5 separate regions of the Homo sapiens genome follow, and all the other regions are linked to region 3. A link is a contact called in ENCODE Hi-C or POLR2A ChIA-PET data. All regions are on one chromosome and are shown on one strand. Each heading gives the region's core, a stretch centred on a gene start or an enhancer-like site at or near the end of the contact. The rest is flanking DNA. Distances are from core to core; before and after follow the strand shown. Region 1 overlaps FOXN3 (forkhead box N3). Region 2 has its middle 100 kb from the start of FOXN3-AS2. Region 3 has its middle 66 kb from the start of FOXN3-AS2. Region 4 has its middle 130 kb from the start of FOXN3-AS2. Region 5 holds the start of FOXN3-AS3 (FOXN3 antisense RNA 3).

What was found. A loop is a pair of places that touch in the nucleus more often than their neighbours do. ChIA-PET counts read pairs that join two places held with the same protein, here RNA polymerase II (POLR2A). Pooled maps may share reads with other maps.
Region 1: a loop to region 3 is called in a pooled map, with 3 times the contacts of the local background. The contact joins two enhancer-like sites. A Hi-C loop is called at or near these places in 2 of 37 single-sample maps with no recorded cell type and 2 of 50 pooled maps. POLR2A ChIA-PET finds 5 or more read pairs at or near these places in 1 of 52 experiments (H1).
Region 2: a loop to region 3 is called in a map with no recorded cell type, with 6 times the contacts of the local background. The contact joins two enhancer-like sites. A Hi-C loop is called at or near these places in 4 of 37 single-sample maps with no recorded cell type and 9 of 50 pooled maps. POLR2A ChIA-PET finds 5 or more read pairs at or near these places in 2 of 52 experiments (K562 and activated CD8-positive, alpha-beta memory T cell).
Region 4: a loop to region 3 is called in a pooled map, with 9 times the contacts of the local background. The contact joins two enhancer-like sites. A Hi-C loop is called at or near these places in 9 of 50 pooled maps. POLR2A ChIA-PET finds 5 or more read pairs at or near these places in 2 of 52 experiments (activated B cell and activated CD4-positive, alpha-beta memory T cell).
Region 5: a loop to region 3 is called in a pooled map, with 4 times the contacts of the local background. The contact joins the promoter of FOXN3-AS3 here to the enhancer-like site in region 3. A Hi-C loop is called at or near these places in 9 of 50 pooled maps. POLR2A ChIA-PET finds 5 or more read pairs at or near these places in 2 of 52 experiments (Caco-2 and activated CD4-positive, alpha-beta T cell).

The regions. Positions count from the first base shown.
Region 1 is chr14:89,329,114-89,331,813 of GRCh38, reverse strand. All of the region lies in intron 3 of FOXN3 (forkhead box N3), which reads left to right. Among named protein-coding and RNA genes, the nearest start is that of FOXN3-AS3, 20 kb to the left of the region's middle. RefSeq lists enhancers at 461-510, 1,450-1,699. Within about 2 kb of position 1,378, at least 6 of the 41 ENCODE cell types and tissues checked have a DNase peak (open chromatin) inside an H3K27ac peak, as active enhancers do.
Region 2 is chr14:89,679,860-89,682,559 of GRCh38, reverse strand. No RefSeq gene overlaps it. Among named protein-coding and RNA genes, the nearest start is that of FOXN3-AS2, 100 kb to the right of the region's middle. Within about 2 kb of position 1,404, at least 8 of the 41 ENCODE cell types and tissues checked have a DNase peak (open chromatin) inside an H3K27ac peak, as active enhancers do.
Region 3 is chr14:89,509,213-89,512,008 of GRCh38, reverse strand. It overlaps a transcript of FOXN3 not described here. Among named protein-coding and RNA genes, the nearest start is that of FOXN3-AS2, 66 kb to the left of the region's middle. Within about 2 kb of position 1,433, at least 9 of the 41 ENCODE cell types and tissues checked have a DNase peak (open chromatin) inside an H3K27ac peak, as active enhancers do.
Region 4 is chr14:89,700,627-89,703,326 of GRCh38, reverse strand. No RefSeq gene overlaps it. Among named protein-coding and RNA genes, the nearest start is that of FOXN3-AS2, 130 kb to the right of the region's middle. RefSeq lists a silencer at 1,603-1,662. Within about 2 kb of position 1,391, at least 26 of the 41 ENCODE cell types and tissues checked have a DNase peak (open chromatin) inside an H3K27ac peak, as active enhancers do.
Region 5 is chr14:89,348,976-89,351,675 of GRCh38, reverse strand. FOXN3-AS3 (FOXN3 antisense RNA 3) reads right to left here and starts at 1,389. Exons shown (of 2, transcript NR_188029.1): 1 at 1,183-1,389. FOXN3 (forkhead box N3) reads left to right here. Exons shown (of 6, transcript NM_005197.4): 3 at 868-1,004. RefSeq lists a silencer at 211-260.

The sequences.
Region 1 (2,700 bases), core at 129-2,628, 180 kb after region 3:
ATAATACAGTAGAATAAGAAATACCAGAGTGCATTGCACAGAGGAGGCTATTATTTTGTGAAACCTTTGTTTCAGTTATGTATGGTATATTTGTGTGAACTCAGTCAGAATGAAGCCTATTTGTTACTATAAATGGTGGCCAAAAATACGCTGGAGAAGACTGGTCTGATTCAGTTCCTCAATTTTACAACTGAAAACACAGAGGAGACCCATGTGGTCCTAAGATCACACGGGGAGTTAGTAACAGATTGAGTCTGAGTCTGTTCTTCATCCTCAGTCCCCTTCACCACTGCTTTTGCTAAATCCATAGACCATCCTGTTTAAAAAGCAACACTCAGGGAAACAACGCAAACGTCCATCAGCAGGTGGTGGATGAACAAAACGTGTCTTGTACAGACAATGGAATATTACTCAGCCTTGGAAAAGAATGAAATTCTGACACAGGCCACAACATAGATGAACTTTGAACATTATGCAGAGTGAAAAAAGCCAGATACAAAAGGACAAATATCATATGATTCCACTTATATGAAGTTTTCCTAGAATAGACAAATAACATAGAGACAGAAAGTGGATTAGTGGTTACCAGGGCCTGGGGGAAGGTGGGAATGGGGAGTTAGTATTTAATGTGTACAGAGTTTGGGATGATGAAGAAGTTCTGGAAATAAATAGTAGGGATGGTTGCACAACAGTGTGAATACACCAAATGCCACTGAACTGTATGTACACCTAAAAAATTGTTTAAGTGGCAAATTTCATATTTTGTGTATTTTATCACACATTCCAAAATGAATCTAGGCGCAAAAGAAGAAGAGGAAACAGAACAACGTAGCATTTCTTGTAGACAGACCTCATTTCACATTCCAGCAGCCGTTTATTCCTTCAGCCTACCCCTTGGTGGGCCCAGGTCCTGAGGATTCTGAGGCAAACAGGACAGGCTCCCTGGCCTTAGGAATCCATGGAACCGACTGTGGCCAAGTGTGGCCTTGATTCTGGAATCCCTGGCAGGTGATGACTGCTGGCATTTCCACAGGTGATGCATTTTACAGCAGCGAGTGATGCTTAGCCAATGACCTTTCATGTGCTAATAGCTCTGATTTTTCCAATTGCAGCATTTGGATAAACCCACAATTTGCTTTTGGAATGCCAAGGAAAAACATCGTTTATGGTTTTTCTTTTGGTCTCACCCCTTTCATCAGTTGGTCTTTAGCCTTAACCCATAAACAAATAGCCTTTTCTCTCTTTACTCTTCCCTCTTTCTTTGCAAGACCTCCAGGCTCCCTGCAAATGGCAATTCAAGCGACATGCTCCTACCCACAAGTTACAGTGATTCACGCTGGCTCCATTCTGTACTCTTGCTTCACATGTTTGGATATGAGAGTCAGAAGACTCGGGGTGAGCCAGAAATGAGGTCAGGGGCAGCTGGGTAGCAGAAGCGGGATGTCTGTTTCTTTCTTGTAGCTGACTTAAGATTTTTGATACTCCCAGTGCAGGGCAATTTCTGCCCGTACAAGCTGTGGCAGATAGGAGTCTACCGCTGGCTCTATTTGAGGGCATTGGAGATTTCTTACTACCTGGCAGGCACCCCTGTGCTTCTAGCCCCTCCACTGTTATTGACAAACAGGTTTGTGCTTCCAGCCACCCTGTCAGAATCTCTGCAGCCCTCAAGTCAGCAGCAGCATTAAAGGAAACCTGGAGGATGTCTCTCTAACTCCACCAGTGAAAATAGTTAACTGGGCTTACTGGGAGCTAAGAAAATAGTTTATTTTTATGTTACATTGAACTTTACCACAAATGGCGGGGGAGCAGGGATGGCTGGCACACATCATGATAATGATCTTGAAACCGTTAGCATAGTCTGTGAGTTTTAGGTCCACCCAGGGTTTTTCCGCCTTGGTACTATTGACATTTGGGGCCAGATAATTCTTTTTTTTTTTTTTTTTTTTTTTTTTTTTTTTGAGACTGAGTCTCGCTCTGTCGCCCAGGCTGGAGTGCAGTGGCACGATCTCGGCTCACTGCAAGCTCCGCCTCCCGGGTTCACAGCATTCTCCTGCCTCATCCTCCCTAGTAGCTGGGACAGGTGCCCGCCACCACACCCGGCTAATTTGTTTTGTATTTTTAGTAGAGACAGGGTTTCACCATGTTAGGCAGGATGGTCTCGAACTCCTGACCTTGTGATCCGCCCGCCTCGGCCTCCCAAAGTGCTGGGATTACAGGCTTGAGCCACCGCGTCCGGCAGGGGCCAGAGAATTGTTTATTGTGAGAGGCTGTCCTGTGCCTTGTAGGATGTCTGGAAACATCCTTGGCCTCTACCCACCAGGTACCAGTAGCACCCCCACCCACCACCAAGTTGTGGTGATGGAAAACGTCTGCAGATATTGCCAGATGTTCCCTGGGGAGCAAAACCAACCCCAGTTGAGGACCACTGGCACACCCCAAATCCCTTCTGCTATGTTCCGAGTTTTAAATGTTGAGGACTTTTTCCATGGATATTCTGGAAATAATAATGAAAAAGAGCTTGGGGTTTTGGTTTGATTCCTGCTTTATTAGTATTAAAGGGTGTGTAAGCATCACAGCCTGGGAAAAATTAACACCTACTATCTATGTCAGAATGAATCTGTTACCCATGTACTAGGCTTGGTTCCGTGAGGGGTGCTATATCTTGGGCAACATGATTTCTGGTGTGGTCCAGCTGCCGAA
Region 2 (2,700 bases), core at 155-2,654, 170 kb before region 3:
AATTGGCAATGATCTTATATGTCTCATTTCCCTCACAATTTCTGCTTCCCAAAAGTCACATCAACTTCTACCAGGCGTACCCCACAGAGACCTCCAGGCATTCTGAGACAAGGCCTCTCCTAAGGACATTTTTCAGGTTTCATGACACACTATCATAACACTTAATACACTCAGTGTATCAACCCTAGATTTTATTTTATTTTATTATTTATTAATTTTTGGAGACAGAGTCTCTGTTCCCCAGGCTGGAGTGCAGTGGCATGATCATAGCTCACTGCAGCCTCAAACTCCTGGACTCAAGTGATCTTCCTGCTCCAGCCTCCCAAGTAGCTGGGACTACAGATGTGCACCACCACGCCTGGCTAATTTTTAAAAACTTTATTTAAAGACAGAGTCTCACTATGTTGTACAGGCTGGTCTCAAACTCCTGGCTGGCCTCAAGCCATCCTCTCGCCTTGGCCTCCCAAAGTGCTGGGATTACAGGCGTGAGCCACCACGCCCAGCCTGTTTGCTAGATTTTAAATTCCTTTAAGAAAGTTCTCATGTCTTGTTTATCATTGTGTCTCTCTTTCTCACTTGCCGTGGTCTCCCATCCCCCAGTACCTAGCCCAGGCTTGCACATTCTAGTTGCTTAATAAATATTTGTTGTATGGATTGGCAAATCCACAGTTGAGAAGTTATTAAGGGAGAACAGGTTCAGCAGTGATCCAGAGTCCCCACAGAAACGCAAGAGGGAGAGTGGGAAAAGGGGAAGGCAGGGAGCAAAGGCCAGGGCTGAGGAGACGCCTCTTCTTCTACTTGACAGCTGTGTCTGTCTGAATGTTTTTCTCATTCTTCTTGTTCCTAGGGATGAAAAGGAAGGAAGGAAGTGGTAGATTTGTGCCTTACAGGGCTTCTGCAAAAATTGATACTTTCTGTTTCCAAATTATTTCCTTTCTATTTTTGTGTAGGTCTTACAAAGAGAAAAGGAAGTAAAGAGGAGAGAAATAACCTGAAACTTACAGCTGAGGAGAGGTCAGTGTGAATTAGCCTCATATGTTGGCCAGATTTTTGGACTACCTAATGTCATTCCACTTTCCCAATGTCAGGGAGCAAAGCTTTTACTCCACTCATAGAGCCACATATTTTTCCTTAGGCTGAATATTTAAAAAAAATAAATTTGTCTGGAATGGTAGCTATTTTTTGAGTTTTATGTTTGCATGCACAGTCATTCTGTTCTAGTAGACACAGTTTACCACCATTATGCAATAAGTCTTTCACTTCTTCAGAAACATATAGTCTATTTTTACAGTTCCCACTCTCTGCGGTGAATGCAAAAGTCCCAGAAGGAGCGTGCAGAGAAAGCAAGGATTTATGTACCAGCCACGCTCCCTCTCAGGGGTTCACAGTGTGCTTCCTACGTGGTGGTTTTGCAGGTGACGTGGGTGGTGGAAACTTCCTTAACTTATGCTCGATCTGAGTCTTCTCATCAGAACATGACCTTTGTCTCCTTAACCCAGAAGATGCCAATGAAGTGGGTATCCTCCAAGTGAAGGCTTGGAGGTTTGGAAGAAAAAATGAATTTCTTCCTCCCTTCACTTTTTTTTTTTTTTTTAATGTTGAAAACAAACCCTTTTTTTCCCACTGGCTGCAGCAGTTGCCCTCAATGAGATGCCTTGGTGACAGCTTCAGAAGCCAAGCCTACCTCTGAGAAATGGGCAAAAAAAAAAAAAAAAAATACATTTTCAACCTTGAGTGTATTTGAATTATTGTGTTGCTTTTTTTAAAGCTCCTTGAGAAACTGAAGACCAGAAATTAAAATAATGAAATCTGAGTCCTGTCCAGGCTTAGCCATCCTTCTGATTTACAGGGGCTGCTTATACCTTAATCTATGCCTTATGGCTCTCCATCTGAAAAAAGGTGCTGGATTTCAAGGTGGGTAGTGATCTGACATAAATTTTCAAGCACAATACTGTTCTTTTTCTGGCTGGGGCTGGAAGGAGGACATATATATTGGAAGCAGGACTAAAAATTTGACCCGTGTTTCTCACAGAATTCCAGAGCACCTTCTCAACACTGTCATAATCCTATCTACCCAAGGGAGAAGGTTTGAGGGAAATAGAGACTGTGCTTGAGATTCAGATTTACAGCTCATGGTTTCAAATATTTGGGTGTGTTGTCCTCTCTGCCTATACAACACGTTGGGCATTTGTTATGCATTTTCCTGGCATTCTAACCCTCAGTGTAGATGAAGAGATTGCATTATGAAATTTGTCTTATGAGCTGTGCAAAATTGAGCTGCGTTTGTAGCTTGCCCATCTCTTTTGATTCCCTATACTCTTCTGCCTTCTCCAGCACCTGATTCAGAATACAGTCCTCCCACCTCAACCTCCGAAGTAGCTGTGTGTTACCTTATGGCACATCTCAGTTCAGACTACCCACATTTCGAGGGTTAAATACCAGCATGTGTCCAGTGGCTACCTGGATGGACAGCATAAATATAGAACATTTTGATCACTATAGATAGAAAGTTCTATTGGACATGATCTAGCCCAGTGATACCTAATAAGAATATAGTGTGTGCCACACATGTAATTTTTTTTTTTCTTTTGAGACGAGGTGTCACTCTGTTGCCCAGGCTGGAGTGCAGTGGCACAGTCTCAACTCACTGCAGCCTTAACCTTCTGGGCTCAAGTGACCCTCCCACCTAACCTCCCAAGT
Region 3 (2,796 bases), core at 184-2,683:
AGTTCCCTTAATCCCCATGCATCATGAGAGGGACTAGGTGGAGGTAAGTGAATCAGGGGCAGTTTTCCCCATCCTGTTCTTGTGATAGTGAGTGCTCATGAGATCTGATGGTTTTATAAGAGGCTTCCTCCTTTGCTGGGCACTTATTCTTCTTGTTCCTGCCATTATGTGAAGAAGGACGTGTTTGCTTCACCTTCAACCATGATTGTAAGTTTCCTGAGGCCTCCCCAGCCCTGCAGAACCGTGAGTCAATTAAACTTCTTTTCTTTATAAATTACCCAGTCTCGGGTATGTCCTTTTAGCAGTGTGAGAATGGACTAATACAATACTCTTCATATCAGGACTGCAAAGACCACTGAGCACAGGTTAATTCAGGTGCAGTCCTGTAGGGGGTAACCTCAAGGCTTCAGGGCAAGTTGGTCTTGGAGTAAATGTGAGTTAAAATGTGAGTTATAAACCAGGCAGGTCGGCTGGATGCAGTGGCTGGAGCCCATGAGACCAGCCTGGGCAACACAGTGAAACCCTATCTCTACAAAAAAATTTTTAAAGTTAGCTGAGTGTAGTAGTGCACGCCTGTAGTCCTAGCTACTCAGGGGGCTTAGGTGGGAGGTTTGCTTGAGCCCAGAGGTTGAGGCTGCAGTGAGCCATGATTATACCATTGCACTGCAGCCTAAGCAGCAGAGAGAGACTGTCTCAAAAAAGAAAGAAAGAAAGAAAGAAAGAAAGAAAGAAAGAAAGAAAGAAAGAAAGAAAGAAAGAAAAGAAAGAAAAGGAAAGAAAAGAAAGAAAGAAAGAAAGAAAGAAAAGAAAGAAAGAAAAGAAAGAAAGAAAGAAAGAAAGAAAGAAAGAAAGAAAGAAAGAAAGAAAAGAAAGAAAGAAAGAAAGACACCAAGCAGGTCTTTTGAGATGCTTTACCGCTGGGATGATTGGAATATGAGTTGGGGAACCTTCTGGACACTCATGAACGCCTGCATTGGTCAGGCATGCACTTTTGTAATGGAACAGGAGAAGAAGCCTTTGGGAAAAGGCAGGGGGTGATGAATTTGGTTACTGTTTTCTTTTCTTTGAGATGGAGTCTCACTCTGTCACCCAGGCTGGAGTGCAGTGGTGTGATCTCAGCTCACTGCAACTTCCGCCTCCCGGGTTCAAGTGATTCTCATGCCTCAGCCACTAAAGTAGCTGGGATTTACAGGCGCACACCACCACGCTTGGCTAATTTTTGTATTTTTAGTAGGGCCGGTGTTTCACCATGTTGGCCAGGGTGGTCTTGAACTCTTGACCTCAAGTGATCTGCTGGCCTCGGCCTCCCAAAGTGCCGGGATTACGGTGTGAGCCACCGTGCCTAGTCTGGGTACTCTTTTCAGTCTACAGTCTCTGAACTCTGACAACTTCCTGTCGCTCTGAGTGTGACTGTGCTTGTGGTTCCTCTGAGAGTCGAGGTGGAGCTACCCACCCCCTCTCCACACTGGTCTCATGTGTGATCGGAGCTGTGTGCTGGGGAGATGCACAGTCAGGTTAGAGGGCAGCTTGGGTCCTGGAGCTGCAATGGACACACACCCCTCTCTGCTTAGCTGTGGCTGCCCTCAGTGCATATGCAGGGCTGGCTCCCTGGCAGATCTGACTTTCTCTGGTTCTGTGGCTGTCATAAGATTTATTCAGAATCCCTCTTATGAGTTTTGGAACTGAAGCTGTTCTCAAACCAGTCGCAGATTCTACTTGTTAAGAGAAGCAATGTATACAGAATATCGGCAGTTAGGAGGCATGCGTGGGTTCCAGTCCCAGTCTCACTGGCAGTGAGACCTTGAGCAAGTCACTCAACTTCCCTGAGCCTCAGGGTTTTCATGTGCATCATGGAGGAATTCTCCTTCCTGCCTCCTGCTTTTCTCTAATCTTCCCCCATGGTGAGAGGCCTCTCCCAGGAGGAGGTCTGCCTGCTGATATCTATCCGCCTCTCATCCATGTGGGTTCTATGGGGAGGAAGGGGGAATTCCATTAAGCTGACTGGTGAATGAGAGCTGGGAAACATGGGGAACATGCCCTTCTTCATGGGAAACATGCCCTTCTCCATGATGTCCATACTTGCATGACAGGATAAAACTATCTCCTGCAATCTGCCACAATGGGTCATTTTGAAATCTCGAAGAAGTCATTTATTCAGATTAAAACTATTTATAGCAGATGTAAGCAAACAATTCATTGGTGTCCTTGAGATTGATGGTTGGCACTTTACAGTTTTCATTAAAAGTTAAACTCTTTCTTCATTCAGCAAATATTTCAGTGCCCATTATGTGTCCTGTACTGGGATACAGCAGTGAATGAGACAGACCAGATCCTTGCCCTCTTGGGGCTGGCATCCTAGTGGGGAGATGGACAATGCTGGGCGTGGTGGATCATGCCTGTAATCCCAGCACTTTGGGAGGCCGAGGCGGGCAGATCACCTGTGGTCAGGAGTTCAAGACCAACCTGGCCAACATGGCGAAATCCTGTTTCTACAAAAAATATAAAAATAAGCCAGGCGTGGTGGTGGGCACCTGTAATCCCACCTACTTGGGAGGCTGAGTCAGGAGAATTGCTTGAACCCAGGAGGTGGAGGTTGCAGTGAACTGAGATCATGCCACTGCACTCCAGCCTGGGCAATAGAACAAGACTCCATCTTAAAACAAACAAACAAACAAACAACAACAAAAAAAACTGTATATAATTTGCAAATAGTGGTAAGTGCTATGGATAAAGATGAAGCAGGGAACAAGGTCCAGGAGATGCAAGCATGGGTGCTATAACTTTGACCCAGAGGGC
Region 4 (2,700 bases), core at 142-2,641, 190 kb before region 3:
CAGCCTCAGGTATTTCTTTATAGCAGCCTGAGAACGAACTAATGCACATGTGGATCTAAGTGGTGCAGGGGGTGGACTGTCATGGGTGTTGTTGGTGCTCTGCCCAGATCCCTTCATATCCCCCTTTCCAGTTCATTGCCCCTAGCCCCAGCTTCTAAGTGGTTTACTCCTAAAGGTTCATACCCCTTCCTTCAGAGAACTTCCTTCCCTTAATCTATAGGAGCCACTTCACTGCAGAAGAGGTATTAAGCACCTAGACTCACTTAACGCGTCTAAATTAAGTGCCTAGACTCACCCAGACTCACCTCAGAACCAGAAGTGCTAGGTATTTTTGTCCCCCCACCCTTTCCAGGAAAGACTATAGCCAGTGACTAATTGGTGCAGGGTTATGAAAACCCCAGCTCCCTTGCCTCAAGTTGGGATAAATTCTAATTTATGCTCCAGAACTAGCTGGGGATCTTGCTGGGGCTGGAACTTCACCTTAAATTGCTCCCTTGCTTGGCTGCTTCTTTCCTATTCTGCTTCCCTTTCTAGTTTCTCCTGGAAGCTCTTCCTTAATAAATTGCTTGCACGCAAATCCTTGGCAACCCAAGACAGTTCCCTAGTAGAAAATACACTCTCGAGCTTCAAGTCAGTGACAAGGAAATAAAGAAAAAAAAAAAAAAAAAAAAACACTTAGTGAACAGCTATGGTTTACAAGAAAAAAAAAAAAAAATGTTAAAGCCCAGAATGGAGTACCTACCATGAGTCAATTGTCTTTGGTTTGGATTTTCATTTCCTAAGAATTTGATGATCATAAGTGGTTATTCTGGTAGTACATTACAGAGTGGGACATCTGTAAATTATCAATGATACATCAACATAAACCGTATGCCCCAGATTTTTTGGACAACCTTGATTTCAAGTTTTTAATCCCCTTGTCAGACCATGTTCCAGACAGTGTGTCCTGGCTGGTGTGGGTGTTTGGACAGCAAAGGGGGATGCTGGGCTAGCCAAGAGGCAGCTGAGAGGACGAACTTGAGCATTATAAAAAGGCAGACACTTGAAGTTAATAAGCACAACTGGACTTCAAGTCCTGGCTCCACCCCAACCAGCTGTAGGCCACATTTTATTCCTGTTAAAATGAAGTTCCCAGCTCCCACCTCACAGGATTGAAAATGAGGTGATGTATACAAAACGCTTAGCATTGCTCCTGGATTTCGTGAAGTTCAAGAGATGGTTCCTTTGGAGGGGAAGAAGAGTGGGTGAAGAACCCTCCAGTGGAGTTTGGGGACTTCATTGTCCTAATAGAGCCGGCAGGGGATGGGGGACCAGAGGTCGAGAGCCCACGTTGAAGCGTTGCATTCATCTAAATTTGCTGAGCGCCGTCTCCCTCCCAGGGCGCGGGACTCAATACTTGTACGCCAAGGGGGAAAAGGCCGTCAACTCGACCTGGAAGGGACGGCGCAACGCAGAATGAGCCGCGAGGCCCCGGGCCACCACGTGGCTTCCCGATGGCCTCCCCCGACCCTCCCCCACTCCGGCCCCGCAGGGGAAGTAGGTGAAGGGTGGAAGCCGAGAGACCGCGCCGCGGAGGCGGCCCGCCGCCGGTTTCCTAGCAACGCCCGCCCCGCCCCGCCCCGCTGGCGCGCCGGCGCCGGGAAGCGGGGGGGGGGCGGACCGCCGTTGCCATGGCAGCGCGGCGGCCGCGCCCGACGCCGCCGGCGCCTGCGGGAAACGCGGGCCAGGGGCCCAGAGTGGGCTGCCAGGTGGCGTCCCTGCCTAGCTCCCACTCCGGGATGGACCAGACCTCGCGCCCGGGGGTGTCAGTGGAGAAACCGAGTCGCCCCGAAAGGTGGCAGGGCCGCAAGGCCGGTCGGCCCCACTCACTCCCCCGCCGACTGGGGCGACTGAGAGCTTGGAGACTTTCCAGTTTGTCTGGTGGGGTCTGAGTTGGTCTTCGGGGCCGGAGTAGGCCAAGGGAATTTTTTTGATTTTGGAATCTCTTCGGACCTTTTTTCCACACCTAGTCAAGACTGCACGCGTGTGCACACACGCATACGCACGTCTGCAGCCTGATGTCCCATCCTTTTACCCTAGGTGTTGTCACCTGAAGGTTCTTTAATCTCGGAAAGAGAATATGCAAAAGATAGCAGCTGCCAAAAGCTGCCTTTTAAAACGACTTTGAAAATCAGTGTTATTTCCCGAGGGCCATTTAAACGGAAAACCTCCGTGCCTGGAAGGGTGTTCTAGATTCTGGACTCAAATTTGCATTATTCTAAATCACTTTTTGCAGTGAGCTGCGATTGGAGAATTCAGTTGTGGAGTATTAAATTTAACCGTACACCCATTTAGCTAGTGTAATGATCGCTTGGCCAAAAGACCCACTCACAAAGACAAAGCCACACGCTTCTCAGTCGTTCTCTGGCTTGAGTGTTTTTAATAGAGGCGGAGTCAGTCACATGTTTGTGAGTTTAATCAAATTGACAAGGGCTCTGAGCGAGAAAAGCTTACTGTCTAATTCGAAGGCAACATTAGGTACATAGAGATGCATTCTCTTTGGACTTATTTGAATCAGAGCTTTTCAAATGGAATCCTCTCCTGCACATATTTTTCTCGATCTGCTGCAACTGGAAAATTTAAATCAAAATCTTATTTCTTATATTCATTTTGATGGTAAATGTGCTGGTAAATGTGTCTGCGCTGAGATTCTGCATTTTC
Region 5 (2,700 bases), core at 140-2,639, 160 kb after region 3:
GTCACTTGAAAGTGTGCGGCCAGAGGAACGATTGCCCGTCGGCCTGCTGCCAGTTCCGGGGGGCCTCAAAGGAAGGACTTACATTTTTAAAAATAGGCTGTCCATAGACCAAACGCTTCACAGGAAGTGGGCCTCACAGGAAGCCTCCCTCTCTCCACAGAACGGTTTTAGAAAATTTGCATTTTAAAGTTTGACTTCTAAAGATTCAACTCTTAATGGCTGGAGTCGATTGCTGGGAACTGAGGAATCCAAAAAATAAATAGTGGATTCTGAGTTGGGCTTTACCATTGCTGCCTGAGTTCTTTTGTTGCTTAGGGAAGGTAATTACAGAATTCTATTCCAAGAGTAAATGTCATTCTTTTGTGAGTAAGCTGGAAAGAAACAAGGGGATTACTTTTCTGTTTTTATAAAATGATCCCGATGTCATATGGTTTTAAAACATAACTAAATTTCTGGAGCAGAGATGGACTTTTGGGGGTGTCTCGGCCCTCTTTTTTTTTTCCCCAAACTTTAGAAATCTGACACAGTTAAATTCATTTTTAGAAGAGAATGCACGTGTTCTTCAATGTTGACGCTGAAAAACAATGAGATTCTCATTTTATTGGTAGTTTGGGTATGAAAATTGTAATATTGTTGTATCACCATAACCTGGTAATAATATGTTCATTTTGCCTATCAAACATAATACAAGTAAGATTGAAGTGCATTTTATGGAGTTCTACTGTCAGTATAATATTTAAGGCTGGCAAACAGTCAACAAATGAGAAGCTTTTAAAAATAAAGAAGTGATAATAGCTATACATCTACTTATTGCAAAGTACTTAATAATTCTCTATTAATGCCTTTGTATTTTAATTTTCTTTGCAGAGTATTGGGAAAGGGTCGTTGTGGTGCATAGACCCAGAGTATAGACAAAATCTAATTCAGGCTTTGAAAAAGACACCTTATCACCCACACCCACACGTGTTCAATACACCTCCCACCTGTCCTCAGGCATATCAAAGGTAAGCAATTCAGACTTCTTTTTTTTGGTCTACTGAAATGGCATTATTTTGGCAGAGACCTGCGCGGAAATTAATTTAATAGGCCGTACGAGATTTTAAAAATAACTGCAGGTAAATGAGAAAGAAATTAAGTATTATTAGGAGGCATATCCACTGTTGTATTTCCTACAAACCTTACCGCTGCTGCAGCGTCAGAGGAATGTGCTTCCAGAAGGCTTCATGGTGGGTGAAATCATGTCTTCCTGGGTAGAAACATTTACAAAGAAAAGTCGACAGCTTTCACATCTCGGTGTGTGTCATGTTTTGTTGGGATAAAAGTACAGGAACGAGTCAAGCAGGCAACTCCATCATCCCCTCATCTGGCCGGTCTCTGCAGACATTCAGTGGAGGCTCACTCAGTTGTCCCCACTGTTGTCTTTCGCAGTCTCCATGTAGACGGTGCTCCCAGGTGACCATTTTGTTGTGGTTACTTGGTCTTTGCTTCTTCAAGGAGAACAGTAGAAACAATAGAGACATTTTATCCTCCTCACATGCCCATTTGTTTGAGACAGTAAGGTCATGGGTACCATTTTTACAAATATATCATTGGAAGGGAGGGTAAGTAGCCTGTCACTTTTTTAAAAAGTGTCTTAATGTTAGATTCCAAAAGAGAGCCAAATAATCAGAACCAAATTTTTAAGATCAATTTTTATGAATACATAGTACTTGAATTTGAAGTGCATTCCTCAGTTCTACAAAAAAATATTTAAAAATGTATAGAAATGTTTCTATCGTAACCACCTAGTTAAGAGGAATTATCCTTGGACTGCAAGTTGAGGTTAATTAGGGATGGCATGATGTCATAGACTTCAGGAATTTTACAGTCCACTTCTTTGCAGATTCTTTTCCTAGTCTGCTGTTTGTTCTGCAGGAGGGAGCACAAAGTGATCTTCTGAAATAGCATTAATGAAGTTCTTCTGCATCTCAGTTGAGAAGCATTCCATCACAGGCCCTAGACAATCAGTCTTCAGCAAGAGACAGGGAGGAACAGCTGGGCTCTCTGAGAAGACTGCTGTATGTCTGCCTTTGCTAGGCGATTAGCGTGATGGTACCCATAGCAACTGGAGCGTCTCCATAGTAACGCGTAGCCGAGACAGGTGCAGTTGCATCACAAGGCTGTTTGTTGCCTGGCAAAAGGACAGGCCATTAGTACTTAGATATACACTGTTGCCTTAGAAACAAATAACCTTACATAGCAACTACAGTTGATTTGAAAGGTTTGGTGTGTGGGGGGGAAGGTTGTAGCAGCTTTTGTCTGTGTTCATAAAAATCAGTGGAAGCATACTTTATTCGAAATGACAACTTGAGGTCATATAGCTGTAGGAGAGAAAGTGGGATTTTCCAAAGCAGCCCAGCCAACATAGTAGACATGTCCAGAAGGACAGAGCCATATGCTTGGTTTTCTCCTTGTGGCCATAGCCACTCCCCAAATGGAAGAGAACCAGGATTGGAGTGGAGAATTGCCGATGTACAAGGTTGGTGAAGGAGGACGTGACACTAATTATTGAAATATTTCCCAGATTCTCATGTTTCTTTGTCATTCTACCCCCACCCCCCGACTCTCCAAGCTGCATGGAATACCCTTCTCTGGGTTTTCCACTCTGCACCTCAGAAGTATTTCATCTCCCTTTGCTTCTAGGAAGTTAAGAACATGAGT